4 separate regions of the Homo sapiens genome follow, and regions 2, 3 and 4 are each linked to region 1. A link is a loop called in an ENCODE intact Hi-C map of the cell type or tissue named here. Cell type or tissue: heart left ventricle. All regions are shown on one strand. Each heading gives the region's core, and the rest is flanking DNA. Links, peaks and the distances in the headings are about the cores only. Region 1 overlaps RNF220 (ring finger protein 220). Region 2 overlaps SLC6A9 (solute carrier family 6 member 9). Region 3 has its middle 24 kb from the start of ERI3. Region 4 overlaps ERI3 (ERI1 exoribonuclease family member 3).

Region 1 (8,017 bases), core at 1,969-6,968:
CCCCATGCTTCCTCAGAGCTCTCATGGCTCAACAGTGGCTTTATATGTAGGGCCCTGAATACATCCTGCTTTAGGCTAGGTCTTGCATTGAACTAAACTTGGGTGATTCTCTGCTGTGTCCGGTTCCCCGCTCCCCAGAATGTTTGCCCCTGGCAGGCTCTGTTCTTTCAGTCCAGCTCCATGCCCAGTGCTATTACTCAGGAGGCCATGGGGAGTGGATGCCGCTGATACCAGAGATGATGAATAGGAAGCGGGGGGGCCAGGGAGGATTCATTCACCTTCCACTAATTCATTCATTTGATGTCACTCACTGTGCCAGGCCCTGTTAAAGAAATAGACAAGTAAAAGTGTAATCACAATTAGGGAAGTCTTGGGGGCTAGAGGACACACAATCTAGCCAGATGCTTCTGATAGTACTGCCTCCTAGAAGAGTTAACCTTGAAGCTGAGCCCTGGAAGATAGTTTTCCAGGCAGAGGGAACAGCATGGTTTTTGTTTTGTTTTGTTTTTTGCTGTTTGGTTTTTCTTTGAGATGGAGTTTCGCTCTTATCACCCAGGCTGGAGTGCAGTGGCATGATCTCAGCTCACTGCAACCTCCGCCTCCTAGGTTCAAGCGATTCTCCTGCCTCAGCCTCCCGAGTAACTGGGATTACAGGCACCCACCACGCCATTTTTATATTTTTGGTAGAGACAAGGTTTCACCATGTTGGCCAGGCAGGTCTCGAACTCCTGACCTCAGATGATCTGTCCACCTCCGCCTCCCAAAATGCTGGGATTACAGGCATGAGCCACTGCACCCAGCCAGGAACAACATGTTTAAAGACCCATTTGAGAAACCAAAAGAATTCAGTGGGACCAAGACAATGGTGTGCAAGGTGAGAGGCAGCAAGAGAGGAGGCTGGCAGGTCACCTATCGTCCATGCGCAATGCCCTTGCAGGCCTTGCTAAGGAATCTAAGTCCTTTCAAGTCCCAGAGCCATTATGCACTTGCAGTGGGACTTAGGTATCTTGCTTGACTTCTCTGAGTCTTGGTTTTATTCTTACTAAGTGAGGTCAGTAATTCCAGCTACGTCCGCCATGTCTAAGGATCCAACTGCCTTGTGCTGGGCCAGTCCCTGGCTTATTAGGGTGTGGTTAGAGGCATGGCCAGAGCGTGAACTTCTGCAAAGGAATATTCTAGTCACAAGCCACAATTTCCTGTCTAAATATTGAGGGGGCAACAACATGGTCTATAAGTCCTCCCGGCTCTGAAATGCCCGCAGAAAGAAGGCCCATGGGAGGCCCCACTCACCTTTAGAGCCTGGACCCTCTCACTCCTCTGTCCTCCTCCTCCTCCAGCCATACTAGTCCTGCTGGGCTGCCTCTGGGCCTTTGTCTTAATTTTCACTCCACTCTTCCTTCTCTTGCCATCTGACACTCCAGACTTCTCTCCTCCAGGAAGCCCTCTCCACCTCCGAGCCCTGACCTCCTCCTCCTCCTCCTTACTCCTCACTTCATCCTCACAGTGGTATCTTAGGTGCTCAAGCCGTCCCCCATCCTGTGAGCTTCTGAGCCTGGGCCTCACTCCTTACTCCACACCCCCAGAGGACTGGCCCACAATCTTTGAGGGTGTTCCAGGACTAAGTTTGGAAAAGGACATGATAAAAATGAAAGGAATGAGAGAAGAAGGAAGGGAGAAACAGACCAACAGACAGAGAGAGAGAGGGCGAGGGAAGGCTCTGCCTCAAGCCAACCCAGCCTCAGTCGTGGTATACTTCCCCGAATTCCTTCCCGCAGCACCACTCTGTGCTTAGAACCAAGAGCTAGGAGAGCAAGGGAGCCTGGGACTGGCACTTTTCAGCTAGGGGGAGCTGGTGGTGGCAGGGCAGAGAGGCCCATTGCGCAGCTGGTAACAGGCTGTGCCTGGCCAGGCCTCCCAGCTGCCCCTCTGTCTCAGGCCCTTATTGCACACAACATCCAGCCCAGCCCCCTACGCAGCTGCCTTCCTCATGACACAGCCCTGTGTTGTCCTGTTGGCCACTGACCACTGTGCCTGGGGAAGGGCCAGGCCTTCCTGGGAGGAGGAACTCGAGAGCCTGTGGGCTCCCAGGTTGGCAGCCCCCGCCCTCTGCACTCCCAGGCCCATACCTGCTCTGTGATTCCCCGCTTGGGGCAGGAAGGCATGCTGAGAGCCACTCTGCAAGTCCCTGTGCTTCAGGTGGTACACGCTCCTCTCATTCATTTGTTAAAGCAAGGTGGGGGTGAGTATTATCATCCTCAGTCTCTAGGTGGGGAAAAGAAGACTCGGATGGGTTACAGCAGTTGCCCAAAGACACATGGCTAGCCATGCTTCCAGGTGCTTTCAAGACCAGGTCTCCCCGAGGCCAAAGCTCATGTTCTGCCCTCCCAGCTCTTTGCCTAACTCCTGTTCCCTATGACAGCCCAGCCCTGGCCCTCGCATTCTGCCTACAATGGAGCCACCAGGATAGGACGCAGGGAGTGGGAGTAGAGGGGGATGCCATGTGGAGAGAAATGAGGATATAAGCTTGAGGAGAGAGGAAGGAGTTTTTGATGGGGGGGATGGGCCCAGAGCTGCCATGGTGTCTCTACAGCTCTCTCTTTTGGTCACAGAAGCCCAGCAGGCAGACACAGAACAGATCCAGGAGCAGACCATACCCAATCTTCTCTCCCAACACAGGCCCAAGCCTGAGCCAGCCCACAGGGACCCACCAGTTTGTTTGGCAAAGCCCTTTTCCCTGTTCCATCCCATGCCCTAGACCCGCAGAGGGCAGCAAGAGATGAGACCCACTGTCCTATCACAGTCCTGATAAGGATTTCTTTGACCAGATGTTTTCAGTGTAGGAGTCAGAACACAGCATCGGACTATTAGGAGCCCAAAGTTTCATTTTTAAGCTTTCGACCAACATGACCTCAGGCAACTTTTACCTTTCCCTATCTAAAGAAATTTTTCATATCTAAAGTGCTAAATATCACAAGATATCAATAATAATAACAGGCCAGGGTGGTGCCTCATGTCTGTAATCCCAGCATTTTGGGAGGCCAAGGCAAGAGGATCGCTTGAGCCCAAGAGTTGAAGACCAGCCTGGGCAACATAGTGAGAGCCTGTTTCTACAAAAAATAAAAACTACCTGGGCATGGTGGCACAGGCCTGTATCCCAGCTCCTCAGGAGGCTGAGGTAAGATGATCATCTGAGCTCAAGAGTTCGAGGGTTCAGTGAGCTAGGATCGCCACTGCACCAGCCTGGGTGACAGAGTGAGACCCTGTCTCAAAAAAATTTTTAAATGATATAAAATAAAATAATTGCACTCTTAAAAATCACAAAATATGAGACTTAAAAGGGATAAACTCTTGGCCGGGCATGGTGGCTCACGCCTATAATCCCAGCACTTTGGGAGGCCAAGGCGTGGGTGGATCATTTGAGGTCAGGAGTTCAAGACCAGCCTGGCCAACATGGTGAAACCCTGACTCTACTAAAAATACAAAAATTAGCCGGGCATGGTGGTGGGCACCTGTAATCCCAGCTACTTGGGAGGCTGAGGCAGGAGAATCGCTTGAGCCTGGGAGGCGGAGGTTGCAGTGAGCTGAGATGGCACCACTGTACTCCAGCCTGGGTGACAGAGTGAGACCCCATCTCAAAAGAAAAAAAAAAAAGGGATAAACTCTTATAGTCCAGCTTGAATAACAACCTACCACCCCTGCAGGAATCCGCTTCTGCACTACCCAGAAGGGCCAGGCAGTGGACAGAAAAAGAAAAGTGAAAGGCCCCCAAGAGAAACTTTGATTTGAAAAGAAAAGCCCTGGAGGGCGCTTTGCCTCCCCCCCTCCCTCCTTGTTACTTCATTCCCTCCTCCTCCTTTCACTCCCTCCATCCTACCCCCTTCACCTGCACTTGGGACTGGGCTAATGGACATGCTTCCTCCCAGCCTTCCCCACGTCCCAGGAAGTGGAGCCCATCGGGCAGAGCAGAGCCGTACGGGGTAAGGCAGAGACAGAACTTTCCCCAACAGAAATGGCCTTGCAGGGAGAGTCTGGGAGAGCAGGGAGAGCCTGTTCTCAACTAGACTGCCAAATTGCTCTTTTCCTTTGTCTGGAGCAATGCCTGAGCTCCCTTGCTGAGTTCTGTAAGAGCCTGATCCAGGCATGTGTCCCCAGACCCTATTGCCCCACCGCCCTGGCTCAGGCTGGTATCCAGAAGAAGGTATGGCAGAGGACCAGGAAGGTTATCAGAGAGGCTAAGGGGGCATTCGGTCTTGGGACAGGACTGAAGCAATCAATAGCCCATTGGGAACTGGGGTTAATTTGGGGAATTTGGATTGGATTGGATTGAAGTTTAGGACTTGGGCTAGGAGGTAGGGCTGGGTTGGTTCAAAGTACTGGAGTTAGGTTTAGGTTCAGAGCTTCTCTAGAAACTGCCCAACTCATGCTGGTCTAGCTAAGCCCATCTCCAAAAAAAGAGGGGGCTCTACCCTTGGCCTCTGATTCGGGGCTTTATTTAAAGACATAGGAGTGAGGGTGAAGATTGGCTTTGGAAGACAGCAGAGCCAGTGCCTCCCCACTATGGAGCCGTTTAGTTAGGACCTTGCCACTCAAAGAGCATCCACAGACCCGCAGCACTGGTCTCACCTAGGAGCTTGGTAGAAATGCAAAATCTAGGATCCACTCTAGAGCTGCTGAATCAGAATCTGCGTTTTAGATTAACCTCCAAGTGTTCCATGGACACTTAAAGAAAGTGTGAGAAGCCTGGTGAAGGCTCTGAGTGAAGGAAGGCCCGAGGTAGGGGTGGGAGGCCAAAGGGCACCCAACACCTCGGCCGGCTCCGGGGCCCCTGCCTAACACCCCCTCCCAGTGCTGGAGCCACAGCGACACCTACTGGCCACGGACACCTAGGCCACCCCCTCCAGGACGCCCGGGCCCTGTGGTCCATCTGGCCCAGCCAGTCCTGCACCCTGAAGCTGGCATTCCTGAGTTCTGGGAATCTGGCTCCCCGGGACAGACTAGGGGAGCAGGTACAGGATGGGCCAGGGCTCAGTGCACAGCAGGGTTGTGTGCAGGCTGGGGCTCTGGGGCCTCAGTGTGAAGAAGACAGGATCAGTAAGCAGGTGTTTTCTCAGGGACATGATGCTCAGATCACATCCCCAGCCCTGGCATTCTCTCCAGACTCAGCAATACTGAGCACGTGTTTGTCTGCTCTCTTCACTGAAACCCTCAGCCAGAATGGACAGGGTACAGCTTTCCATTCCAACCAGCATCAAGCAGATGCCCTGTGAGGAACAGAGATTTTTATTTTACTTTTTATTTTATTATTTTATTTTTATTTATTTTTTATTTTTTGAGATGGAGTCTCGCTCTGTCGCCCAGGCTGGAGTGCAGTGGCGCAATCTCAGCTCACTGCAAGCTCCACCTCCCGGGTTCACGCCATCCTCCCACCTCAGCCTCCCGAGTAGCTGGGACTACAGGCGCCCGCCACCACGCCCGGCTAATTTTTTTGTATTTTTAGTAGAGACGGGGTTTTGCCGTGTTAGCCAGGATGGTCTCGATCTCCTGACCTCATGATCCGCCCATCTCAGCCTCCCAAAGTGCTGGGATTACGGGCGTGCGCCGCCATGCCTGGCCGATGAGCAAAGATTTTTGAACCTATGTCTAAATGACTCTTCTGGAAATGGACTTTTAGGAAGGACAACAACTAAAAAGCAACTCAAGGAAGGGGAGCAGGTAGGATATTTCTGGGATATTTCCACTGTAGTGGTTTCTGGAGACTCCCATGAAAGAATTCTAAGTCAAAAGGGGAGACTGAGGCCAAAGGGCAGAGAAGTAAAAAGACAGAGAAGGGGCTGGGTGCGGTGGCTCATGCCTGTAATCCCAGCACTTTGGGAGGCTGAGGCAGGTGGATCACCTGAGGTCAGGAGTCAGAGACCAGCCTGGCCAATATGGTGAAACCCTGTCTCTACTAAAAATACAATAATTAGCTGGGTGTGGTGGCAGGTACCTGTAATCCCAGCTACTCGGGAGGCTGAGGCAGGAGAATCACTTGAACTCGAGAGGCGGAGGTGGCAGTGAGCCCTCGTGCCATTGCACTCCAACCTGGGGGACAAGAGCAAGATTCTGTCTCCAAAAAAAAAAAAATAGTACAGTGCTTTGCACAGAGTAAGCATTTGATTAGTGTTACCACTTCCCTCAGTCACAAAAAAAATAAATAAAGGAAAAACGATAGGGAAGGAAGCCGACCCACTTCCAAGGCAAGGCTCAGCTGACCCATCCCAAGGGACCTGGCTGGCCCAGGGAGGAGAGAAGGGCCTCTTTCTAGGCAGCAGTGAGCCTCCCCTCCCATCATTCCCAAATGCCAGTTATTGCTGGATCCCTTCCCTCTAGTCCGCTCTCAACTATGAGGAGTTTGCCCAAGAACTAAATGAATGTGATTGCCCACCAGTGTTTGCCATTAGTGGTGATTAGTTAAAACATCAGAGTCTAAACAGTCAATTGGTTCTAATAATTAATACTATGGCTCAGCTGTGATTGAGAGAGAACAAGCGAGTGGGAGAGAGGAAGGGAGGAGGATAAGGGACATGGAAAAAGAAGAGAGAAAGGGATTGGCAGAGGAGCTGCAGCTCTGTAGCTACCATTTCCTGACCCACATGCCAGATGCTGTGCTATAGAGTGCATCCAGCTCCAAATTCTGTGCTCTTTCGAGACATTTTATGTAAGTTATACCACCAAGGTATCCTAATCACCCTGTTAGGCAAGTATAATTATTATCTTCTTTTTATAGGTAAGACAAAGGAGGCACAGGAAGGTAAAAGCTAGCAGATGCTCCGTAATAATTTGGTGAATGAATGGATAAATAAATGAATGAAGTAGCCAGAAGTGAAATTCAAACCCAGGTTAGCATGGCTCCAAAAACTTTGGGGGGAAAAGGGGCAAGGAGGGGAGAATTTGAAGAGACAAAGGAAAACAAGACAGAAAACGTACATCCTTCTCTGTCTCAACATACATACACGCCCTTCTCTCTCTCTCTCTCATGCACACACACACACACACACACACACACACACACACACACACACGAACCTCCCTCACCTCCCTCTCTCACGCTGTGCCCCTCCCTCCCATCCACACCTCTCACGTTCTTTTCATACACAACATGTCTGTTATGCACCCCTTTCTCTCATCTCCCCTCACACACCCACTCTTGCACACACACCGTTTCTCACGAATGTCTCCCAGATGGCTCCGGCACACACGCACCTCTCTGTCTCATAGAAGCCTCTCACATGCACATATTCACCCCTCTCTCAGCCACACTTTTTTATTTCTCCTTGCACACTTCTTGGTCTTTCTCACTCTTACATGGACCTCTTTCTCTCATGTACACGCCTCCTCTTCCCGGCGCCCTTGTCTGTCTTCCTCAGTGCGCTATCTCCAGTCTCAAAGACAGTTTGGGAAATGAAATAAACATACACCCGTCTACCTCCTTCACATACAACCCCCCACTGTCTCCTCACACCCCACCCCACCCACCTCTCTCTCTCTCTCTCTCTCGTTCTCTCTCGAACACAGGTGTACACTTTGGGACATATCCTGAAACCAGCCCCCTCATGCCCCCTGCCCGCCCCCTCCAAGAGTCAGGCCTCCAGATGTGCTCTCTCTGGCTAGGCTTGCTAATCTTTGAACTGTCCCCAGATCTTGAATGGTCATGTGGACTTTCCTGCCTGGTGATGGGGAGGGGGAAACAGGGAGGGGGCTAAGCCCAGAGTCCTCAGTTATTCTGGAGCAGGTTCAGCTCCTCCCCACCCCTCCCCAGGTCATGAGCAGCAGCAGGAGCTGCAAGCGAGCAAGATGGCTGTGTGTGTATTGCTATTAATCACCCCTCCTGGTCCGCTAACGAGGCTAATGCGGTAAGTGACAATAGCCCATCTTGGTTCCTGATTTAGGGGCTCAGGACGGAAGCTGGGCTCCTGGGAGTGAAGACGTGAATTCTCCACGACACTAAACCTTCAAATAAATCTCCTCCAGTCAGAGA
Region 2 (8,017 bases), core at 1,877-6,876, 590 kb before region 1:
ACTGTAGCCTTGACCTCTTGGTCTCAAGCAATCCTCCCACCTCAGCCTCCTAAGTAGCTGGGACTACAGGTGTGTGCCACCACACCCAGCTAATTTTCTTTTTTATGTTTTATAAAGAAAGATGGGGTCTCACTATGCTGCCCAGGCTTGTCTTGAATTCCTGGGCTCAAGTGATCCTCCCGCCTTGGCCTCTCAAAGTGCTGGGATTACGGCGTGAAGCACTGAGCCTGGCCCCCAACTCCTTTTCTGGTCTGTTCTGGGCATTTTTAAGGAGCCTGAGCTGCCTGAGTCCTCACAGACCCCTGGGACATCACTGTCCCTATCTCTCTTCTCTCTCCTGCCTAAACCTCTCTCCTCATTCTCCAACAACTTTATCCAGAACCAGTATTCCCAGAACCTCAAGATCATGAGGGGAAAGGAGGCCTCGTGGGCCCATGGCTGCACTGGAGCTGAGATCAGGCTGCAGAGAGTGCAGGAAGGGGGCAGCCTCAGCCCAGCAGGGAGCACTCACCGGTAACAGTTATTGTGGAACTTGTTGTAGGAAGCCATGGTGATGAGGCCTCCCCACGCGCAGCCCAGTGAGTAGAAGATCTGGGAGGCAGCATCACCCCACACCTGCAGGGAAGGACCGGTGGGTGAGGAGCTGTGGGCAGAGGCAGGCACCTCCCTGGCCCCTCCCCAGCCCCCTTCCGGTTTCCCTCACTTCCCACCTTGGCCTCCAGGATCTTGTCCCACTGCGGGGTTAGGTAGTACATGATGCCGTCAAAGGCTCCCTCCAGGGTCACTCCGCGGACAAACAGAATGGTCAGCACCACGTAGGGGAACGTGGCCGTGAAGTACACCACCTGGCACAAGAGGGCTCCATGGACTCTTCTGGGCTCTCCCCTCCCCTGGGCACCACCACCCTGGCTCCCTAATCACCACCAGCCCCCTGGTCCCTCTCCGGCTCCGGAGTCCCTTCAGCATCCCCTCCCTGCAATACACACATAACCCAGGTAGGGGGCAGGGTCTTTCTGGGTGGGCACAGACCCTGCTGGGGAGGGGTACTTGCTTTCCCTGAAGACTTGACCCCTCGGATGAGGCAGAGGAAGACGACCAACCAGGAGACACCGAGGCAGCCAAGGAGGGGCAGCCGCACCTCCCCAAAGTTCCCAATGTCATCTGACAGCTTCAGCACGTACAGCCTGGGAAGGGGAGACTCTGTCACTGAGGGCCAGCCGCCGCTGCCCAGCAACAAATTCCCAAGGCCCAGGGCCCACCCGGGCTGTACCCTCCTTTGTCATGAGGTCCCAGCAGCCACCTTGTGTGACATGGGAGCTACTTCAGGGGCCCAGCCCTGGCCGGCCCAGTCCCCTCCACCTGCTGCAGCCCCTGGGGAGCCCAACACAGTCCACTGCTCTGCAGCCTTTCCCAGGCCCTTCAAGGGCTCCTGGAGGCCACACCCCAGGCTTGGGTGGTCTTCCTAGTTCCTGGGCGAGGAGATCTCCTTGTCCCCAGTTGGGCTCAGCCCAGGTCCTTGTTTGCACACTTCTCCCTTCAGGAATGCCTTTTCCTCATTCTGTCAGGTGTCACCTCCTCCAGGAAGCCACCAGTGAGCATTTCACGTGCACCAATTAGCTCTATCTCTGATAAATTGAGGGAAGCAGTGGAATGCTCAGTAAAGATTGGACCCTGGCTGGGTGTGGTGGCTCACACCTGTAATCCCAGCACTTTGGGAGGCCGTGGTGGGTGGATCACCTGAAGTCAGGAGTTCAAGACCAGCCTGGCCAATATGGTGAAACCCCGTCTCTACAAAAATTAGCCGGCCATGATGGCGGGTGCCTGTAATCCCAGCTACTCGGGAGGCTGAGGCAGGAGAACTGCTTGAACCCAGGAGGTGGAGGTTGCAGGGAGTGGAGATTGTGCCACTGCACTCTAGCCTGGGCAACAAAGCAAAAGTCCAATCTCAAAAAAAAAAAAAAAAAAAAAAAAGATTGGACCCAAATTTCTCCCCTCTGGGTGGCTCCATCTGGCACCCTATGTCATACCAGCTGTGATCTTTTGATCAATCAGACATTTACGTGCCCGGGCCTGTGCTAAGTGCTGGGCATACAGGCCTGCAGGGGCATCTCCCCAGCCCTCAGGGAAGAGGGCAAAGAACAACTGCTCTACCTCCAGCACCAGCATTCAAAGTAAAGAAACCATTTCTTGTTTGAAGGATTTTTTTTTTTTTTGACACAGTCTTGCTCTGTCACCCAGGCTGGAGTGCATTCGTGCGATCTGGGCTCACTGCAACCTCCGTCTCCCAGGTTCAAGCGATTCTCCTGCCTCAGCCTCCCGAGTAGCTGGGATTACAGGTATGCACCAATACGCTGGGCTAATTTTTGTATTTTTAGGAGAGATGGGGATTTCACCATGTTGGCCAGGCTGGTCTCAAACTCCTGACCTCAGGTGACCCACCTGCCTCAGCCTCCCAAAGTGCTGGGATTACAGGCGTGAGCCACCACGCCTGGCCTGAAGGATTTTTTAATACTTTGTCTAACCATATATGCTAAACAGGTAGTGTTTTATATTATTATTATTGAGACAGGGTCTTGCTCTATAGCCCAGGCTGGAGTGCAATGGCACAATCATGGCTCACTGCAGCCTCGACCTCCCAGTCTCAATCGATCCTCCCACCTCAGCCTCCCGAGTAGATGGGACTACATGTGTGCACCACCATGCCCAACTAATTTTTGTATTTTTTGTAGAGATATGGTATCGCCATATTGCCCAGGCTGGTCTCGAATGCCTGGGCTCAAGCAATCCTCCTGCCTCAGCCTCCCAAAGTGCTGGGATTACAGGCATGAGCCACCGCACCTGGCCTATATTATTTTTGACTGCAAGAATATAGCGTTACAGTGTTAGGGACTGAAGAGTTTAAAAGGCTAGCCTGGAAACCAAATGATGAATTCTAGCTTTATTTTTAGGGCATCATATTCTGTTTTTTGTTTGGTTTTGGTTTTGGACCACATGCTTTTGAGATCAAACAGCCTAAGGACATTTGGAACCCAACGTATTTACAAGTGACCTCTTGACACATGACATCTCCAGAATTACTCTGCGTTGCTTTAAAAATGTCTCCACATGACAAATCTTATTTCCCCGGCCAGGTGGTGAGTGCCTTGAGAACAGGACCCTCAGGAACAGGTCCCACAGGGGCTGTGGTTGTGCTGCCTGAGCTCCTATCAGCAGTCTTAGTGATTTAGGCTGCATTATCTCATTTTGTCTTTAAAACCAGGTAGGTATCACGACTGCCCAATTTCATGGACAAATGACTGTGAACGACCTCCCAAGGCCACAGCTAATATGCGACAGAGCCAGGATTTGGGAGGAGTCTGTGTGACTCCAGAGCTGCCATGAAGACCCTGGGGGACAGGAGCTGGGCCCCACAGGGACCGCAGAGGTGAGAAGGCCTGGTCACGAGTTTAGGACCCAGTAGCAGGTATCAGACCAGCACAGGGGACTGGAAGGCAAGATTGTGAAGAGGGTGGCGAGGGAGGGGAGGACCCTGAGTGAGAAGGGTGAGTGGGTGAGAGGCAGACATGGGCTCAGAAATCTGCCGTTTGAGCTTCTCTCGCTTTAGAGTCTCTTCATCTTACTTTTGATTAGCTTCCCTCATTTGTAAAATGGTGATTTTTAAAATCCCTACACAAGCTACCTAACAGGGTTTTTGTGGCACTCCAGTGAGATCGCGCAGCTGTCCAAAGGGTCATTGGAGAGTGTGGACTAAACACCTGCACAGCCACCCCCACCTAATTCACCCCGGCACACCCAGCAACAGCAGCACCAGACGGGCGCAACACACACAGATTCTGATACAGCGACTGCTGCCTAGCTCCTTAACCTCTAAACGGCAGTTTCTGAGTCTGAAAATATGGATACTAATATCTACTTAGATAACATGCCTGGCACCTAGTAGGTGCTCAACAATAAGGGTGCTTCCTTTCCTCCCTTGCTGAAGCCAGCCTGGGTTGCTCTCTTCAGGGCCATTTCCCTGGATCTCCAGGAGAGGGCAGCAGGGAGCCGTGCTGCCGGGAAGGTATCCCGCATGGGACAGTGGCCAGTTAGGCAGGCCTGGCTCCAGCCCGCGCTGGGGAGTAGAGTGCAGCGGCTCCACCAGCCAGATTTCTTTGAAGGCTCTTCCCCTCTGATTTTACTGGATAAAATCTCTAGAGCTTTGCCCTGGGTGGGCCCAGGGCTGGGAATCTCTGGCAGTCAGTCCCTGGGACAACCACCACTGGAGCATCTGGGGGTGGGGTTGCACAAGGCTTTGTGTTTCTGGGAGCTTCCAGAAAGGTTCATCACCCCAGACTAGATCAAGTTGACCAGTCCACATCATGCCTCAAATGTAATAAAACGCCTCACTCAGCAATATCTGCTCGTTCTCCCATCGGACGGCAGCTCCGTGAGGACAATGTCTGCCTCCCTGCCCTCTCTCCCCTCTGAGAACAGTACCTGGTACCTAGTAGGTGCTCAAGAAATCAGCTGGGTGTGGTGGCTCATGCCTGTAACCCCAGCACTTTGGGAGGCCGAGGTGGGTGGATCACCTGAGGTCAGGAGTTCGAGACCAGCCCGGCCAACATGTTGAAACCCTGTCTCTACTAAAAATACAAAAACAAGCCAGGCGTGGTGGCGGGTGCTTGTAATCCCAGCTACTAGGGAGGCTGAGGCAGGAGAATCGCTTACCCCGGGAGGCAGAGGTTGCAGTGAGCTGAGATCGTGCCACTGCACTCCAGCCTGGGCAACAGAGCGAGATTCTGTCTCAAAAAAAAAAAAAAAAAAAAAAAAGAAATCATCTGTCCATTCAGTTCCAGGTGTATTTTTTAAAAAGAAAATAAATGTTAGGATGTTAAAAATTAAAAAATGAAAGACAAATGAAATGACCTGTCTGGTAACTGAGTGCCTGAGTCTGCCCATGCCCCTCTGGGGGACAGCAACTGTGTTCTCTATGCTCTGGGTCCTTGAGAATAGTGGCCCTGTCTTACCTGTCTTTGAGTGTCTACAGCCCAGCCCAGAGGTTGGCACAGGGAAGCTGAGTCCTTCAGGGTCAGAGTACTTGGACCTGGGTTTAGAGGCCCTGTGGTGACTTGCGGTATCCTCAGACCCTTGTACATTTCAGCCATGGCTTTCCATCACATGTGGAGAAAAGCCTCAAACCCTTAGCCTGGCATGGGAGGCCCTGTGTTATATGATGCCTGCTGGCCTCTTCTGTCTTGTCACTCAGCGTCCCACCTGCTCCCAACCCCAGCTCCAGTTTGCCTCCTTCTGGCCTCTGCTCACCTGCTCATGTGGTTCCCAATCTCTCTACTTTCCTCTCTCCCTTCTCTGGGAAGCTCTGACTGCCTGGTCTTGCCCCATCCCCTTAGCACCAAGCACTACCTCTTTGTGTCTCTGTGACACCCCTGCACATACCTGGACCGAGGCACTTGCCCTACTGTGATTAGCAATCTGTCTCCCCACTGCCCTGTGAGCTCCTCAGGACAGGGGCTCTGGGCTGTTCATACCTACCATGGGGACACAGGGCCTGGCAGAGCAGAGGCGTGAATGTTGTGGAATAAATGGTGGAGGCCTGCCAGCATGCCCCCAAAGCCCTCTGCCCAGGGGTTCCCCAGCAAGACACAGGGAATTTCCAACTGGTGGGTGGAGGGCACAGCAGGATGGCCTGAGACTCTGGTCTCTGTCGCCTCTGAACAAAATGTGCCAGGATGTCTTGATCACGGCACCCCCGGCTCAGAGACCTTCCATGGCGTCTTTTGTTCTGCATCATCAAGTCTAAGCCTAATCCTGGCAAGTTCTTTATGAAGGCAGTGCCACTTCCTAGGCCACCTGAAGCCCATGCATTCTCCCCACACCTGTTACTCTCATCAGAGTAGGCTCCCTTCAGCTTTGGGGCCAGCCTCTGCTCATCTGGGACAGAGCCTTTGCCCACACTCTTCTTCTCCCCAGGATCTGCCCCCCTTTCCCCTGAGTCTCCTCTGAAGGCTGGTTTGCTGGATTTCTGACGGCCTTCCTCACGGCTACTCTGTAAAGATCCTGCAACTCAACATTCCATCTTCCATTGCTTTCTTTCTTTTTTTTTTTTTTTTGAGATGGAGTCTTGCTCTGTCGCCCAGGCTGAAGTGCAGTGGCGCGATCTCAGCTCATTGCAAGCTCTGCCTCCCGGGTTCACGCCATTCTCCTGTGCCTGCCACCACGCCCGGCTAATTCTTTTCTCTTTTTGTATTTTTAGTAGAGACAGGGTTTCACCGTGTTAGCCAGGATGGTCTCGATCTCCTGACCTCGTGATCTGCCCGCCTCGGCCTCCCAAAGTGCTGGGATTACAGGCATGAGCCACCGTGCCCGGCCTCCATCTTCCATTGCTTTCTGTACATCAGGCTCTTCTCCTAAACTCTTCACTCACCTCTACCCTCTCCCAGCCCAGCAGCGGGCTGAACCTGCAGCAGGCACCCTACTTTGTCTTCAGATGGTTGCCCAGTGGGGACAGGGTTGCCACCAGGTTCCCCCCACCCCAGGTCCTGCAGGTGCCTCACCTCCAGTACTCCTCGCTGGGGCTGGTCCTCTGGAGGCTGTGGTTGAGCAGGTGGGAGAGGTTGCTGGGCAAGGCGGCTGGCCGAGAGCCATTGGTGAGGTTGGAGGCGTCCAGTACACCGGCGCAGTCATGCGTGTTCCAGGGGTTATTGCAGTAGGCCCAGGGCAGCACGTGCGTCATGGACGAGAAGAAGTAGTAGAAGGCGATGCAGATGACCACATTGTAGTAGATGCCGATGTAGGTGGACACCACCATCATACCATAGCCCACTCCTGCAGGAGGGGAGGGGTGGGGGGAGGAGCCTCAGCATCCAGCAGGAGGAGGTGAGGTTAATAATTTCTTTTTTTTCTTTTCTTTTCTTTTTTTTTTTTTGAGATGGAGTCTAGCTCTGTTGCCCAGGCTCTGACACCCAGGCTGGAGTGCAGTGGCGGAATCTTGGCTCACTGCAAGCTCCACCTCCTGGGTTCATGCCATTCTCCTGCCTCAACCTACCGAGTAGCTGGGACTACAGGCGCCCACCACCACGCCTGGCTAATTTTTTTGTATTTTTAGTAGAGACGGGGTTTCACTGTGTTAGCCAGGATGGTCTTGATCTCCTGACCTCGTGATCCGCCTGCCTCGGCCTCCCGAAGTGCTGGGATTACAGGCGTGAGCCACCGCGCCCGGCCTTTTTTTTTTTTTTTTTTTTTTTGAGACGGAGTTTTTGCTTTTCTTGCCCAGGCTGGAGTGCAATGGCGCGATCTCGGCTCACTGCAACCTCCGCCTCCCAGGTTCAAGCGATTCTCCTGCCTCAGCCTCCCGAGTAGCTGGGATTAGAGGCATGCGCCACCATATCTGGATAATTTTGTATTTTTAGTAGAGATGGGGTTTCCTTTTTTTTTTTTTTGACATGGAGTCTCCCTCTGTCGCCCAGGCTGGAGTGCTGTGGCATGATCTTGGCTCACTACAAGCTCTGCCTCCCGGGTTCACGCCATTCTCCCGCCTCAGCCCCCAGAGTAGCTAGGACTGCAGGCACCTGCCACCACACCAAGCTAATTTTGTTTTTGTATTTTTAGTAGAGACAGGGTTTCACCGTATTAGCCAGTATGGTCTTGATCTCCTGACCTTGTGATCCGCCTGCCTTGGCCTCCCAAAGTGCTGGGATTACAGGGGTAAGCCACCGCGCCCGGCCAAGATGGGGTTTCTCCATGTTGGTCAGGCTGGTCTCAAACTCCTGACCTCAGGTGATCTGCCTGCCTTGGCCTCCCAAAGTGCTGGGATTACAGGCGTGAGCCACTGTGCCTGGCCCGAGGTTAATAATTTCTAAGGGCCCAAGGGGCAGGCTGAGATGGAGGGCCAAAGGAAGGCCAGGTCAAGGTCTTGGTAGGGGTAAGTTGGCGGGGGGTGGCGCAAAGGAGTTTTGTGTGTACACGTGGTAGGAGGGGAGGGTGGCAGCCAAGTAAACATGGGTCCCAGCATGCATCCATG
Region 3 (8,017 bases), core at 960-5,959, 220 kb before region 1:
TAAAGTGATAGGAATAGAAATTAGAGAGGGAATGTGGGAATTGAGAGTGTCAGATTGTGTAGGCTGTTTTTTTTTCTTTTTTTTTTGAGTTGGGGTTTTGCTCTTGTTGCCCAGGCTGGAGTGCAATGGCACAATCTCTGCTCACGGCAACCTCCGCCTCCCGGGTTCAAGCAATTCTCCTGCCTCAGCCTCCTGAGTAGCTGGAATTGCAGGCATGTGCCACCACGCCTGGCTAATTTTGTATTTTTAGTAGAGACGGGGTTTCTCCATGTTGGTCAGGCTGGTCTCGAACTCCCAACATCAGGTGATCGCCGGCCTTGGCCTCCCAAAGTACTGGGATTACAGGCCTGAGCTACCGTGCCCGGCCTATGTAGGCTATTTTAAAGACTGTGGGCCATTTTAAAGATGTGGATTTTGCTTTGAATAAAATGAGAACTGTATGCTATTCGTCCTCCTCCAGGAAGCCCTCCTTGACTGTCTCTGGTTAGATTAGGTGCCTCTGTACTCTCACAGCCTCTTGGGCTTCCCCCATAGTAGCACTTATCTATGGTAAATAATTGCTTCATTATCATCTGTATTGCCTGCTCAATTGTGAGCTCCATGAGGACACACTGAAATTATGTTGATTATAGGGGATCTTTGTGAGGATATAGACAGAAATAAGAAAGTCAAGTCAAGATATATAGCCACACGGTTAGACTTCACAGAGATCATAAAAAAACTTAGAGAACTAGAACTGGTTCAGGATACAGCATAGTTCTAGAAATTAGGTGATTTCATTGCTGCCTCTGAATTGGGCATTCATTGATCTCTACTCTTATGTTTCACCGTTATGGTCACTTAGTACTCTGTCCTTGCTTCTATGGCACCCAACACTTCCAACCAATAAGAGTTTATATTTCCAAGGAAAAGGATCTTGTTGGTTTGACCATACCCTAGTCACTAACTCTGTTGGGCAGAGATTTCTTGTTGAGCCACACTGTGGATTCTTGGTCAGCCAATAGATTGGCTGTCTTTGGGTCTGATCTTCATCTTTTTTTTTTTCTTTTCTTTTGAGACAAAGGTTTTCTCTTGTCACCCAGGCTGGAGTGCAATGGCGCAATCTTGGCTCACTGAAGCCTTCGCCTCCTAGGTTCAAGCAATTCTCCTGCTTCAGCTTCCCGAGTAGCTAGGACTACAGGTGCGCACCAGCACGCCCAGCTAATTTTTTTGTACTTTTAGTAGAGACACACCAATTCTGGTTTCAACATGTTGGCCAGGCTGGTCTCGACCTCCTGACCTCAGGTGATCCGCCCGCCTTGGCCTCCCAAAGTGCTGGGATTACAGGTGTGACCCACCGCACCCAGCCAGGTCTTCATCCTTGATCCAGTTTGCTGTGGCCAGGGTGGTAAAGTCACTTAATACCACATGTGGTCATCTATACATAAGAAAGCACCCAGGGCCCCTCCTCTTGGTCAAGAGCTGTAGATGTAGCAGCCACTCATCGGATAATAGATTCCTCTCCAGTACAGCTTAGCATAGTGATTGGCAAATAGGAAATATCAATAAATCCATCAATCTTGTATAGAGTCCTCCTCTCTCAAGGGCCCAGCACAGTCCCTGGAACAGAGTAGACTAAAATAATTATTTTGGAATAGTAGGCCAGTGTATCCAGACAGCATAGCACAGAAAGAAGCAATGTAGAGTAGTGGTTATGCATGTGGATTCTTGTCCTAGACTGCTTAAGTTCAAATTCCAACTCTGCCACCTAGCAACCCTATGACCTTAAGTAAGCTACGTAACCTGTCTGAGACTTAGTTCTTATGCCTGTAAATGAGGCCACAAATGACCCCAACACCATAGGAGTGTTGGGTGCATTACATGAGACAATACACAAAGTACTTTTCTGCATTCCTGGCACATAGTGGTGCCTCGATGGATAGTAGTGCCAGTGCTATTATTTTTGTGAGACTCGTGCTAATGAACATGGAGCTCTAGGCCAAATACTAGTCTGGAAGACAGTAGTCATCATACTATGCAGAGAGCTTCCTAAGGACACACCAGTTCTGAGATGTTCAGGGCCATTGTCACTAGCAAACCCACTGTCTTCCCTGTGCCCTCACCCACCAGGTTATAAGTAACCTGGAGTTTATGGGTCATCCAGACAACTGTTGCTGACTTTAACAAAGAAAGATACTAGGACCCAAACCTTTCTGGGTCCATAATAAATATATTAGTTATTGGTCAACCCGCTGCTATACCTTTAATCTGAAGTGAGGTGGTATCCAGGCAGAGTACGGAGAGAGAGGGAGGCGGGGGCAATGACCACAGCCAAGGATTCTGTAAGTCATAACTCGGTTTCTATGCAAGTTAACCTTAATATATCCAGCATGGAGAAGCCGACTGGTCACCACTTCTAGGCACAAAAGGATCAATGAGAAGGTCGAGGCAGAGACAGATGTCTGCATTTACATGAATATAGACATGTGTGAGGTTGGGGGCTCATTCAGGGCTGGGGCAAGCCCTAGCCCTACACCTTCTTGAACCCCTCTTCAGGCTGGCATACAAACTGGGACTGAGAGCAGATGGAAGGTGAGGCTCTTCTTTGGGACCTACTTAGTCAAGAAGGGCTCACAATGGAGGAGATGACAGGAAGGTTTAGGGAAAGGAATAGGAGTACCTGCCTTGGCTTGGGGTGTGTTGAGGGGTTGGAGGGGTGATGGGCACTGGGAAGGAATAGAGAGAACAGATGGAAGATGGAGTCCCTGCTGCAAGCTGAGCCCTCAGTAGACTGGGCAAGGAACAAGGAGAGATCCCCTTTCCACCAGAGCACCGTAGTGGCCTGCGGTGGACAGGAGCCTGAACAGCTTCCCTTTAGGGCTTTCTGGGGCAGTATGGCCAGGCCTCCTAGTTCCCTCCAGGTGCTCCAACTGTGACAGAGCCTTCCATTTGGCCTGCCCGCACAAGGAGCACCACACAGCCACGCCAACTCCACCTTTACTGTGCACAGCACCCTTGTGGCTTTCAGGCACACTTGTCAAGGGAGAAGCTTTTATCCAGGCAACTAATTGTCTGTTTCCCCACTAATTCAGCTATGAATTTCCTTTGAGGAAATGGTGCCTCAGATACCACCAGGGGGCACTAGGGCCTCTAGGCACCAGGGGCCAAGGAAAATGAAATCCCCTTTCATGAAGGCCCCAAGTCCAGGTTCTGAGCCTCCTGCAGCAGTTCTCTCCAGCAACACCTTGGCGCAGCAGACCAGGGAGGCCGCGTTGTTGGCTTATCTAATGAGAAATGAGAGGACTGGGCCAAAGAGCCCTATTTCTGTCCAGCCCTATACTACCTGCCATAAAATTAAATGATCACAATGAGTACATTAATTACCTGACACGAATGCTTTAACATAACAAAATTATTAGCCATTCTAGATTTAGTGTTTGTACAGCACTTTATATTTGCAAGGGCGTTGCAATAACTTACGCTGCTGAGGGTGCGTTTCAGGCCCCAAACGACATCCTAAAGGGTTTCTTCTGGCCAGCCAGCTGTCTGGCCTCTCCACAGCTGGTCCCCTGCCCTTCTTGTCTTCACTGACTGCTTTTCTTCTCCAGCTGCCACCTGGCGTCTCCTCCTTGCAGCTCCTTCATCTGTTCACTGAATCCCTTTTACCTCAGACAGCCATGAGACAGTGTCTTCACTTGTGCCCATGTTACCTACCTGATCCTGCATCAGAATTAAAGGGCTTAAGGGCAGCAGCCATGGGTCGGGTGGGTCTTGGTGCCCAACAAGCCTCTCTCCTGTTCTGCTAGCTGTGGCTGCAAGTGTGGACACGTGATGGACTCTGCAAACAGTAGGGGCTCTACTATGTAGGGGCTCCGAGTTTTGGGCCTGATGTTGCTCGAACTCCACAGGAACTGACTGCACGTCCCGCCTCAGTTCATTTGTTGAGTGCTCACCTTACCCACATGAGAGCAAGCCCCGGGTCCTTGGGGAGCATGGCATTGAGGAGACTCACTACTGTGCAGATTCAATTCCAGACTGGATGGGATATCACAGGAGACCGCACTAGTAAAACTTGTTGCAGTTGGCTTGAGTGTGAAATCTGCTTCCCAGGCAGAGAGATCAAAGCCCAGTTGATGGATGTGTGTGTACCCAGCTCTCCTTGCTTGCTTTCATCTTCCTTCCAGAAAGAGGAGTAAACATTCAGCTAGTGAGCACTGCAGGTGTTCCCTTGAGTGGAAAGGAATATCACTGACAGCACATAAGACCACCAATGAAGGTATCCATGAGGATACCAAGGGCCTCAAGGAGGATCAAAACGAAGGGCATTTGCAGCAGCAGTTCTAGAATTTTAAGGTAGGAGCATCTTTGGGGCAGCAGCCATTTGGCTGGAAGGCAGCTGGGGAGATGTACCTTGAAGCTACATTTGTATAGCTCATATGATACAGATCAAATGTTTCCTAACGTGTTTTTAGTCATACTTTATGGAAGCTGAGAAAACATCTATTTTTATTTTTATTTTTATTTTTTTATTATACTTTAAGTTTTAGGGTACATGTGCACATTGTGCAGGTTAGTTACATATGTATACATGTGCCATGCTGGTGCGCTGCACCCACTAACGCGTCATCTAGCATTAGGTATATCTCCCAATGCTATCCCGCCCCCCTCCCCCCACCCCCATGTCCAAAAACATCCATTTTTAACATGAAGTATATCATAGTGCATAGTATAGTGGTTAAGAGCAGAATCAAGAGGTGGACTGCTTGGCTACAAATGCCACCTTCATCATTAACCAGCTAGGTGACTTCAGGCAAGGGCTTTAGCTTCTTTGTGCCTCAATCTCCTCATCTATAAAATGTGGATAACTGTAGTGTCTGCATCAGACTTGCCGTTAGGATTAAGTGAATTAATCCACATAAGCCATTTAGCATGTGCTCATTAAGAGTTAGCTGTTATTATTTATTGAGACAGACTTGGAAGGGCCTGGTATTTGGGAGTAAATTTCCAAGTCATTCAAAGTGAGGGAGATAGGGAGAGGGATTCAAGATTTAGGCTAACAGGGGTGTGTGCTGTGGGGTATTGAGGAGCCTCCTAGTAAAGTCCAGAGAATTCCACCTCTAAAGGGGTCTTTGAGGGGAAAGGGCTGTGCTCCAGGTGATCAAAGACCCTCAGCCTTTCTGTGTGCATCAAGTTTGGAGGTTGGGAGCTCCCCAACAACTCCTTTGACTGGACTAGATGTTGCACCAAATGGTAGTAAGGAAAATGAAGCATTCTCTTGCTTTTCCAAGCATAGTCTGGGGGACTCTCCCTAGTCCAAGACACAGCCCCCATCAGACCAGCTGGACTGGAGGACCCTACTCCTCCTGCCCGCCCCCACTGCCCTCCAGGCTCTCTGCCTCCTAGAGACTCTGAAACAGTGGCTGCACCAAGGGAGGGGACATCTGGGTTCCTGGCCCTGACCCAATGGGGAAATGGAGTAGAAATGAGCCAGGCATGCAACGAAACTTCGTCCCTGGTGAGGTCCTGGTAAGTCCCAGGCCCACAGGCTGAGGGTCCTGGGGCATGTAGTGCCACATCTCCCTCTTCAGTGAAACAAGAGGCTCTCACAGAGTTCCTCTGAAAGCCTCTTTCATCAACAAGTCCATTTGTGATTCTGTCTCTTCTTGTGGTGACCACCAGGAAAACGAGAGAGCAGAGCTGCATTCTAGGGTTTTGCTATGACTCTTCTAGGCCCAATCTTAAAACTGAGATGATCATGCCAAACCCCCAGCTCCTCCCCTACACTCCAGACTCAGAGTAAGCTCATTCACCAGGCAAGTGCAAAAAGACCTAGAAGATCTGCCCAGCCAAGAAGGTATGTATTTCCTCCTTGAAACAGCATTTTCAGGAAGACTCTAGATTAAGAATTAGAAAGCCAATGGGAAAACTTCTGACCTTATTGCTTGAGGCGATCCTCTTGCCTAGAGGTCTTCAAAGGTGATTCCTTAGGTCAGGAAGAAAATAGTAGAACTACAATTTATATGTAGTTTTACTGTTAAAATAATGAGCTTTACTGATATTTTACATGAGCATTGAGATGGACATCTTCACTCTTTAAGTCATTTGGTCACCTGTCATGTGAGGGACACGATGCACGCTGAAGGCAGATGGAGATCTCAACAATGTAAGAGTTGACAGTGGTGCCTATGATATGTTGCAGTTAGCATGTGCCTAGTTAAGCGATTTGCTGATTATGTTAACCAGTTTTAGCTAAACATGTCCATAGAATGAACAGATGGTTTAAAAAGATTCCTGCAGATCGGGCATGGTGGCTCACACCTGTAATACTAGCACTTTGGGAGGCTAAGGCGGGTGGATCACCTGAGGTCAGGAGTTCGAGACCAGCCTGGCCAACATGGTGAAACCTCGTCTCTACTAAAAAATACAAAAATTAGCCTGGCGTGGTGGTGGGCGCCTGTAATCCCAGCTACTCAGGAGGCTGAGGCAGGAGAATTGCTTGAACCTGGGAGGCGGAGGTTGCAGTGAACCGAGATCACACCATTGCACTCCAGCCTGGGCAACAAGAGGGAAACTCCGTCTTAAAAAAAAAAAAAAGATTTCTGCAAAGAAAATATGACTTGAAAATAATACAAAAATTCAAACACAAGCCATCACGTCTACTCCTAGTAGGAGCTGTTAGCCAGATGATCAGATATAAGCAATTACAAGCTAATCAGATCTGACAAGAAGTCAGCAAAAACTTTTTGAAATTATTAAGAAGAGTATTTGAAACATAGATATACATACATTCTAATGAATTCTGCCCTAAGCATATATTGTACCATAAGACATTAGCTGATAGTGATAATTTATAAATAAACATATGTATATTAGGGGAATGTATACTTTTTTTACAGATAGGTAGACATGATCAAGAAATTGGGGACCACTATTTTAGCTTATCTGTGGGTCAGGTTTTTTCATCATAAAATGAAAAGGATTATTGTTTTTCGGAAAAGTGATAAGATGAAACTTTATTTCTCTTAATTTGTGATATGTTATTTAGTGTCTGCACTGTCATTTTCTAACTATGAAAACTTGTATGTTTCTTAAAATTATCTGAACTGTGCTTTGCTATATCTATAGATCATTATAGGGTTGTTATGAGAATTATATTAAAAATTTTAAATGTCTGCCATACTGTGGGCCCTTAATAAGTGGCTATATTACTACACATAAAGATATTGCTGAGCAGAAATAATAGGATTAATAAATTAATAAGATAATATTTTGGCACAAAAATTTTTTAAGTGCCTTGAAAGTACCAACTCACTTGAAAATTGCTATGCTGATTAAAATTGACCACTTACCACTCATCGAAAACCACCATGCCAGGCTTTAGGCTAAGTGCTGAGGATAGAGAGATGAGTTTGTCATAGACTCTGGAGACTAGAATTTGGAGCTGGCTTAGTTTAGATGACTATAACAGCCTCCTGCCTAGTCTCCCTGCCTGCATTGTCCCTCACTATTCCCTGGCTCCAGCTTCCACCATCATGTGACTGACAAACCAGTCTTCCTCATCATTTTCATCATTCATTCCCATGCCTGAAAACCTTGTGCTATTACCTCTTCATTTGCTATATACTATCTTATATTATTCAGTAATTTTTATTCCAGTTACTCTTCTCATCTCAGCTGAAACTGTTATAGTTAGTACTTAGAACTTATAGATAAGGTTGCCTTTGAGAGAATTTAACTTAATCAACAGGTGACGAAAGGAGCCCAACCTCTCTGAGGCTCTTGGGAACAGCTACTTGACCACTAATCAGTGGTATTAACACATCTGAGGAAAGAAAGATGTGGTCTGCAATGCGACTTGGAATAGAGGAAAGCCAGAGAGATAAACTTTAGCTGGATGCACCCAACATTATCTGTGGGACAAAGATATTGGAAATAGGGGAGCCTGGGAATTTCAATCATTCCTTCAGGCCTATTTGTTTCTTCTGGCTGGTAAGAGGTCCTGCTTTATGTCTGTTATATTTCTCTGGTTAAGGTACTT
Region 4 (8,017 bases), core at 966-5,965, 280 kb before region 1:
CAGCATGCCCACCCGGCTGGCACCTCCACACCCTTTCCTTGCCTGGAAGACCAAAGAACTGCCCAGTAGAGGGAGGGCCTGAGTCAAAGAGAAGAAAAGATGGTCCGCTAAGGGCTGGGGGGCTGGGAGTGGGGAAGTGCCCTCAGTCAGCAGCTTCAATAATCTTGGAGTACAAAGGACTCCTCCTTTTATTTAGTCAACAACTATTCATAGAAAGCCTACTACGGGCTGGGCCGCATTACAGGAACTAGAGATCCGGCAGTGAAGAAAAATGTAAAAACTCTGCCCTCATGGAATACATGTTCTCAGCAGCCCCCTCCTACACCCAGCCCCAACTAGTACCGAGAGCCTCTACATCTTCCAGAGCCGCAAACCGAGCAGGCAGTTGCCCTGTTTTGCCTCAGGCATGAAGGGGCCAAAGAGAGTCAGGAGGAGGCTTATTACCAACCCCAGATTAGTGACAGACACCCACAGGCCCACCGCTGCCCATTCTGGTCCAGCTTCTCTCCTGTTAAGCCTAGGGCTTAGACACATCTTCAGGCCTGGAGCTGAGGCTCAACATCAGGACCATCCTGGAAAAGGCGGACCACAGCCACTCTCACTTCTTAGGAAGCTCCAGGGTCCAAATGTTAGTCTTGTGTCTGGTCTGAGTTTCAGGCGGCAAGGTTAGGTCCACTCCTTCTCTTGGCTCCCACCAAGGGTCTCTCAAATGAGCTGAATGCCAAGGGCTTAAAGAAAGTCTCACTCACACAGGAAAGCAATGCACCCTTGCCAAGAGCCCTCCCTCCCTGGAGATAAGGCTTAGGTCAGCACCTGTGTGTACCCCATAAGCCCCTGCCCTGGGCCCCAGGAAAATCACTGATGTGGGGCAAGAAAATCACTACACCAAAATGGAAAACCAGGGTGCTGCTCTGGTGTTCTGCTGCAGGATGCCTCACTGCAGACTAAACCCAACTCTCCCACCTGGAGCTGGGGAAATGGAGCTCCAGCATCCTGGGGCTTTCACAAACTCCACTCCAGTGCTCAGTGATCCTAGAATCATCAGCCTGGGAGGAGCCTAGTGAGGTCAGCTCCTTCTCTCACCATGCTTCCCAGACAACAGCCATTTTCATTTGTGGCTCAGTAAAGCATGGCTCACAGCTGAGCTCCTCAAGGATTTGCATTTAGCCCCCAGAGACACAGGGGCTTGAGCAGTTGGCTCAGCTAGACAAAGCCTTCTCAGGGAAGGCCTCAGGCTCCTGTATTAATCCCTCCAAGGATGGACCACCCCTTTTCAGCTCTGCCAAGGCACTGGACAAAGAAGGGATGAAATTAAAGTTAGTTCTGGGCTGGGCATGGTGGCTCAGCCTGCAATCCCAGCCCTTTGGGAGGCTAAGGCAGGAGGACTGCTTGAGCCCAAGAATTTGAGACCAGCTTATGCAACATAGAGAGACCCCATCTTTTTTTTTTTTTTTTAAGTAAAAATTAGTTCCTCTACCTGATACTAATGACCTATAAGACACGTGTAAGGTTTATACAGGATGCTATGAGGGAACGAGACAATTTTATCAAATTAATACTGGGAAGTTCTATCTTAGGCCTAACTTAAATCCTTCATGTTACAGTTTAAGCCCAGTCCCACTTGGGTTAATACATGTTTGTAAAAAGCTTTCACTCCTTACAATGAAAGGTACTAGAGCAAAGCCAAGTATTACTAAGCTGAGAACCAGGGCTCACAGGCTAAACAGAGCTCAGAGACCTTAGCCACTTAAAGCAGGAGAGGTGAGAGGAAGAATTAATGTGTGCTCTGTGGCTCCTTTCAATGAGGGATTACAGATTAACTCCCACTTCTCCAGACTCAGAAACCACAAGGCAAGGGGCTTTTGACCCTGACTGATAACATGGCTGGTTACTGAGATCCCCTACCCTCACAAGGGCTTTGTCCAGGAATGAGCTGGCTTCATCAAGAACACTAGCAACTACAGGAAGCAGCCCAGGAAACTCAGTGCCAATAGCATGTCAGCATCCAGTGCTTTCTCCTTTCACAGTTTATCTCCAACACAATCGTATTCTGACACCAAGACAGTTTGTTGATTACATAAGCACTTGTCTCTGGTGTGCAATCTGATAATCAGACCCACTCTTTCTCTTCAGACAAAGAGACCAATAAATCTCACCCTTTATAAGTACAGGTGCAAGACAAAGCCCTTTACTGGCACTTAGCAAAATGAGTATTTCTCTAGTTTTTTTTTCATGATAACAACAACAAAAAGAAGACATGGTTAGGGACTGTGCAGCAGCCCAGCTGCTAGAGATAGAGACTTGATGAACTGGAGCAGATTCTAGAGGTCAAAGGGAAAGGGCTCGGGAAGGAATGAAACACATCCCATCCTATCTCTGTCAGAACCACGTCTCCAGGCCGACTCTCAACTGAAACTAAGAAGGGACCTCAAGAAGGGTACTAACACATTCCTAATATGAAGCAGTAAAAGTAGGAGTCTCTCTGTGTGTGCTAGAGACTTGTTCAAACTGGAATCCTTCTTCCTACTGTCCAGCACTGAGCCTGCTTCTCTCCCCAAGCATGTGCCCATGTGTGTGCACATGTCATACGCATGTGCGTGCACACACACACACACACACACACTGGGGTTAAGAACTTCTTGTGCACAAGAGAGAAAATCCTGCCAGAGGAACTACTTAAGTATAATCTGGAGGTTTGGGACTGTTCCTCACACTTACTAATGAGAGATTTTCTCTGGTTGGAATGACCTCCATCCCCACCCGCAAAAGGCACCAACTGCCAGGTTGGATGAGGTTTCAGAATGACAGCCCCCATCCTGTGTCTATGCCTCTCGGAGATACAATTCCATCTGGTATGGAGACAGGGCAAAATATATATGATCTGAGGTTTTCCAAACAAGACTTTACTTACTTACTCAAAATAACAAGTCAGCAGTACAGTTGTTTTTGGGAGAGACAGAAAATAACTCCTTGACAATATTCATTCATTTAAGGGACACGTATCAAGTGTTTACTTGGTAGCAGACCCTAATGATGGGATGGAGATGGATCAGGTCTAGTTTCTTCCCTCAAAGAACTTATAGTCTAGTGAAAAGACAGATAAATAATTATAGTATAAAGTATCTGATCAGTTCTATGTTGGAATAAGCACAACTCAATCTGGGGATCAGGGAAAGTGACCCTAAGCAGAGTCCTGGAGGTCAAGCAGGAGTTGGCGGGGAGAGTGGGAACTCTGTGCAGGCAGGAGGACCATCATGTGAAAAGACAGACTGTAAGAGGGCAACCTCTGGGTGAGGGGAGCTAGGTGGGAGATGAAGCAGAGAGATATGAGGCTGGCCAAAAAAGGATGGACAAGATCATGGCGAGTTTTGAGCTCTGGAAACCTGAGACAAAATGGCAGACCCGGTGCCTACAGAACAACCACATTTTCACTTTTAGAACAGCCTTCATAATAAAGATCCCAACTACCACTCCTACTCCCCTCCAAATTATGTATGTGCATCCTTGGGTGAAGCTTTCTAGAGAGAAGAAACTGTTCATCATAGTCTCACAATCCCTCCTCCCATTCCCACAAAAAGTAGCAGCAGCAGCCTTACTCTAAAAGAAGTCCCTCTTCTTCCGATACTCTCAAGCATCCACTCCTGCCCAGGGTCCAGCTCCAGCAGAATACTGTTACATTCCTAAACAGGTAGCAAACTTACTAAAATTTGGGCCTGCCTGTCTACGTAAGGACAAGAGGACATTAGCCTTTCAAGGCCAGTGGAGGGCTCAGGTAACTGGCTGGCTTAAAGAAAGTCTTTCCTTCCCTTCGCATAAGCAAGGGAATTTTCATCATCATTAAAATGGTGATTTTTCAAAAAGGGCAGAAAAGTCAGATTAGCGCCCCCTGGTGGTATAGGTAAATCCCAGGGGAAAGGGGAAACCCCGGCAGAGGAAGGCGAAAACCAGAACCCAACATCATTAGTTGGAATAACAAAAGGCTTAAGAGGCTAGGCGCCTTGGCAGATGGATGCCTGCAACAAAAGCCCCACCTGGGTCAGCTGGCAAACACTGGCATCGAATTCAGGAGCAACCTCGAGACCTCCTGTCTGGGCTAAGTCAGCCTCAGGGCCCACCAGGGTCAAACAGGCTCATCCCCAGCCTTCTTACCAAGGAGACTGTTTGGGATAACTCAAGAACCCTTTTTCACCTATTTCATTCACATGTAGAAGATAGGTCTCTAAATGAAGGCACAAAGTCTCTAATGTACCTCAGCCCCAGACTCTTAAAAGATTCTCATCACCCCTGCTACCACACATTCTTAACCCCTGATTGCACCACAGCCTGTTGGCCACCACTGAGTGCATTACATGACATGTCACAGGGAAAAGTAGCCACAGAAGACTTCACACAGTTCTGGGAGTTAGAACTTGCAGGGGCTCCTCCCCTCTGCCAATGGCTCTTTTGAGCCTCCAGCAATCATTAAAATCTCAGTTAGGCCCAGTTTCACAATCTGTAAAATGCAACCAATACTAACCTGCTGACAAGGAGGCCAAGTACAGTACCCACCTAGGATAAGCAGATTTCAGCCTTGGCCAGCCAGGTCTCATGCTTCACTGAGACCACTCTTCTCTTCCCTCGGTGACAGAATGTACCTTCGACAAACTCAACCTACGCTTCACACAGGACCACTTTACAGGAGGACAGAGTAACAATGCCAGAAAGCTAAGAAGGCCTGAACATAACCCTGCCTTCCAAGTGGCTGAAATCTTTACCTCTTGCCAAGGGGCCCTAAGGAAAACTGAACTGGAAAGAACTTGAACCCCAGAAATGCCATTCTGCTCCTGGTCTCCAAGTGCCGGTCACCAGGAAGGGATGCTGGGGAAGCAGGGGTAGACTAAGCCACTGCTCTCCCTGGGTCCCCAGTAACAACAGTGACCTGAGTGGAGTGGCAGACTTCATAAAACCTAACTGCTAGGTCTAGTGTGCACTTGCCTTAAGGATTGATAAGCCCTATGCTTTCTCTAAGTGGCCTATATAGAGCACCAAGGATTCCAAAATTCCCCTCCCAGCAGCCCCTGCTGCCCACTTCCAGGGCCCTTACCTCTGTACAGAATGGGGTAAGCTGTGGATGGACTACAGGCTGGACATACATGTGAAAGGTAGACTCAATCTCCATGGTCCGGCCATTTAGCTTTAGGATGGGGAACTCGATGATTTCCTGGAGTGCCAAAGATACAGAAAAGGAAAAATAAGTTATTGTAATCAACCATTTCCAACAGTAGCTCCAAGTCAACAAAGAATGAGTGTTTTGGATTCATTAGTGTTTTGGGTTCATTAGCTCCTGCCAGGCCAAACCCAAGATTGAGTGAGACGGCACCAGCAGTTACAATCCTAACCTTCCCACTGCTAATATCCTCATAGGTTCCAGGGACTGAACACAGCCCTCATCCCCATTGTTTCTGGAAATGGGAAGGAAGACAGTGGTATCATCTGCCCCAGTTTCTCCAACTGGTTCTCTAGCAGAGGCTTGCTAACTTGAGCCCCTAAGAATACGCCCTTCTTTCTCTTGCCCAGGTCCCTGTCCTGAAATGGGTCTGATCTCCTGCCATATAGACAACCAGCCATCAGACCAATGCATAGATTTCCTTGTATGAAGTTTGAACCAAGCTGGTAAGTTTCTTCATTAGTTCTTATTTTTCAAAAAAAGATAAAAAATAAAGCCAAAGGGGATCCCAAAGAGAAGGAGAAAAGAGTAACAGTAATAGGAGCTAGCGCCTCCCACCTTTCAGGCAGCACACACTACCTCTACAACGCCAGCCCAATCGCTTAGCTAGCCTTTCCCAGTCCACTGAAACATAATGGAAGAGAAGGACAAGGAGTGACAATTTGTTTGGTGTCTCTAAGATTAATTTGTCTCCGCTATTTAATAGAGATGCACAGCACCAAGGTCCTGGTGTGCAAACAGGCTTGCAGAACGCTGGCTGTGCAGCACGCCTCATACATCGCTCCTGGGAAGGGAGGAACGCACCAGAGTGGGGAGAGGGCAGAAGAGAGCACGTGCGTACCAGAGAGAAGAGGGAAAGCGAGGAGAGAGAATAAAAAAAATTATTGCTTTTTAATATTCAAAAACAGTTTGCAAAATTTAATCAAAGCAGAGGAAAAGCTAACATTTTTACCACTTTGACATTTTTATTAGCGCTTTCATAAATTTTTAAAACATGAATGGAATTAGTTTACAACACAAAAAAAAACTGCCCTGAAAACATCTGGAAGAGACAAATAGGAAATAATAAAAAAAATAAATAAAAGCAAAATTCTCTGAGTAAAATTAGCATGTGGAAAGGGCCTCCACTGCAGAGAGAAAGGAAGGGGGCTCTGCCTATTCAGTGACCCTAATAGTCAGCTCCAGCAGCACCCCTTCCCCAGGTCCTTCATTCTGGAGAAGACCTTTCCAGTATCATTAAAATCAAGGTAAAGTGGTTCTCTCCAGAGACAGCCTGGAGAAGCAACACGAAACGGATGACACCTGACTGCACTTAGGAAATTGATGGGTGGGAAAACACAAGGAGAAATGGTCAATCTCCTTGATGTCCCAGGAAAGCCAGGTATCCTCCCGGCAAAACATACCCACTAATATTGGGCTTGTTTTTAAAGCATCTATTTCAATCCAACACATCAGGACCGAAAACCAAATCAAGTCAGTCAGACTTCATGCCAGAGAGATTCAAAGATTGTGGTTGCCTTGTCTCCGTGGGCTGATCTCCAAAGATGAGGAAGCTGACAGGAGCTTATTCCCAGAGATAGAAAGGGCAAAATGGCTGCAAGGCTGAGGCAGAGGGGAGAGAAGGGAGGCCCAGACTGCTGCTTAGACCAGGTAATACCTCTCCTTCCAAGGTGAAGAGAGGGGGACACTCATTTCCCAATTCCCTGGACCTTCTGTTCCCCAAGAAGCATTACATACAGAGTAAATGGGGGTTTGGAACTGAATAACAAAATCGAACACACACCAAAAAAATACACATTGGTCCCCCTGCAAAATCAGGTATCCAGGATTCCAAGAGCCAACTCTGAGGTGTTGCCCATGAATCAGGCTCATCTGACTCCTGATTTTTCCGATGTGTCCTTCCTCTTCCCCTAAGTAGAAGAAACACTTCCTCAACAGAAAGAGCTCTATAGCCTGGTGAGTATGGCTGCCCTGGTGTCTAAGGAAACAAATACAGCCAGCTCCTCACTAACAATGTTAGCTGGGCCCACAATGAAATTTAACCTGTGACACAACTGTACTTTTCATTTAAACTTTCATTTGGAGAGCAGCAGTGTTTGGAGACCTACAGTTTGTCCTGCTAATAAAGACAAGTGTTGGGACCTTTAAGGATGCCATTCATCTTTGGCTTTTTATTAAATTCAATTTTCTTAAGCCCATGATACATTATGAAATTAGGAGTTGACATTCCTCTGGAAATAAAAATATCTATCAAACATTAATAGAAAAAAACCCTCTATTACCAAGAATTTATGGCTTAAAGTTGATCTCTTTCCACTTTTTTACAAGCACATGGTTTGTTTTAGATATCCGAAATGCTATTATAGATCTAGGATTTCATTAGTATTTATTATAAAATAGTATGTGCTTCAGCTTCCACTCTGACCAGCACCAAGTCAACATCCCCAGCAGACTCTCTGGAAACTTGGCCTTTGGGTTTCCGCATTGCAGCAAATAACAGCAAATACTGTAGCTCAATATTCAAACTTTCCTGATGTTAGCTTCCTCACCCATAGGGAAATGGGGCCAACTACGTGCTGAAACTCAGTGCCATGCTCCCAGAGAGGAAGAACAAGCCAGACTCGGATCCACGCAAAAAAAAAAAAAAGGAGGGGGGTAGGCCCCTGAAATTCCCAGGGTGCCTACACCCAAGGCTCAGGACACATCAAATTGGGCCTATTATAAACATATCTCTGATAATGCTAGCTCATCAGCCAAGCCTTCTCCCCAAGACCAAGAAGAGGTGGTTTCAAGCACCAGTCTCAAAACGTG

What was found. A loop is a pair of places that touch in the nucleus more often than their neighbours do. Peaks named below come from ENCODE experiments on the same cell type or tissue, not always from the same donor. Only the 100,000 strongest peaks of a DNase experiment are listed, where the experiment ranks them.
Region 2: a loop joins it to region 1, with 4 times the contacts of the local background. A loop is called at or near these places in 15 of 110 quality-filtered maps.
Region 3: a loop joins it to region 1, with 14 times the contacts of the local background. A loop is called at or near these places in 94 of 110 quality-filtered maps.
Region 4: it touches region 1 in a loop (4-fold over the local background); 6 of 110 quality-filtered maps call a loop at or near these places.

Annotation. Positions count from the first base shown.
Region 1 is chr1:44,590,451-44,598,467 of GRCh38, forward strand. The region is part of intron 2 of RNF220 (ring finger protein 220); the gene reads left to right. Among named protein-coding and RNA genes, the nearest start is that of MIR5584, 49 kb to the left of the region's middle. RefSeq lists a silencer at 4,793-4,964. In heart left ventricle, for the core only: no CTCF peak of the experiment used is centred there; a DNase peak (open chromatin) is centred at 4,871.
Region 2 is chr1:44,001,802-44,009,818 of GRCh38, forward strand. It overlaps SLC6A9 (solute carrier family 6 member 9), which reads right to left. Exons shown (of 14, transcript NM_001024845.3): 5 at 6,552-6,822; 6 at 1,052-1,184; 7 at 711-845; 8 at 512-615. Among named protein-coding and RNA genes, the nearest start is that of CCDC24, 14 kb to the left of the region's middle. RefSeq lists silencers at 3,883-4,089, 3,916-3,975. In heart left ventricle, for the core only: a CTCF peak has its summit at 4,023 (motif pointing right); a DNase peak (open chromatin) is centred at 4,060.
Region 3 is chr1:44,375,270-44,383,286 of GRCh38, forward strand. No RefSeq gene overlaps it. Among named protein-coding and RNA genes, the nearest start is that of ERI3, 24 kb to the left of the region's middle. In heart left ventricle, for the core only: a CTCF peak has its summit at 3,103 (motif pointing right); no DNase peak of the experiment used is centred there.
Region 4 is chr1:44,314,545-44,322,561 of GRCh38, forward strand. ERI3 (ERI1 exoribonuclease family member 3) reads right to left here. Exons shown (of 9, transcript NM_024066.3): 4 at 5,084-5,200. Among named protein-coding and RNA genes, the nearest start is that of ERI3, 37 kb to the right of the region's middle. RefSeq lists an enhancer at 111-280. In heart left ventricle, for the core only: a CTCF peak has its summit at 3,904 (motif pointing left); no DNase peak of the experiment used is centred there.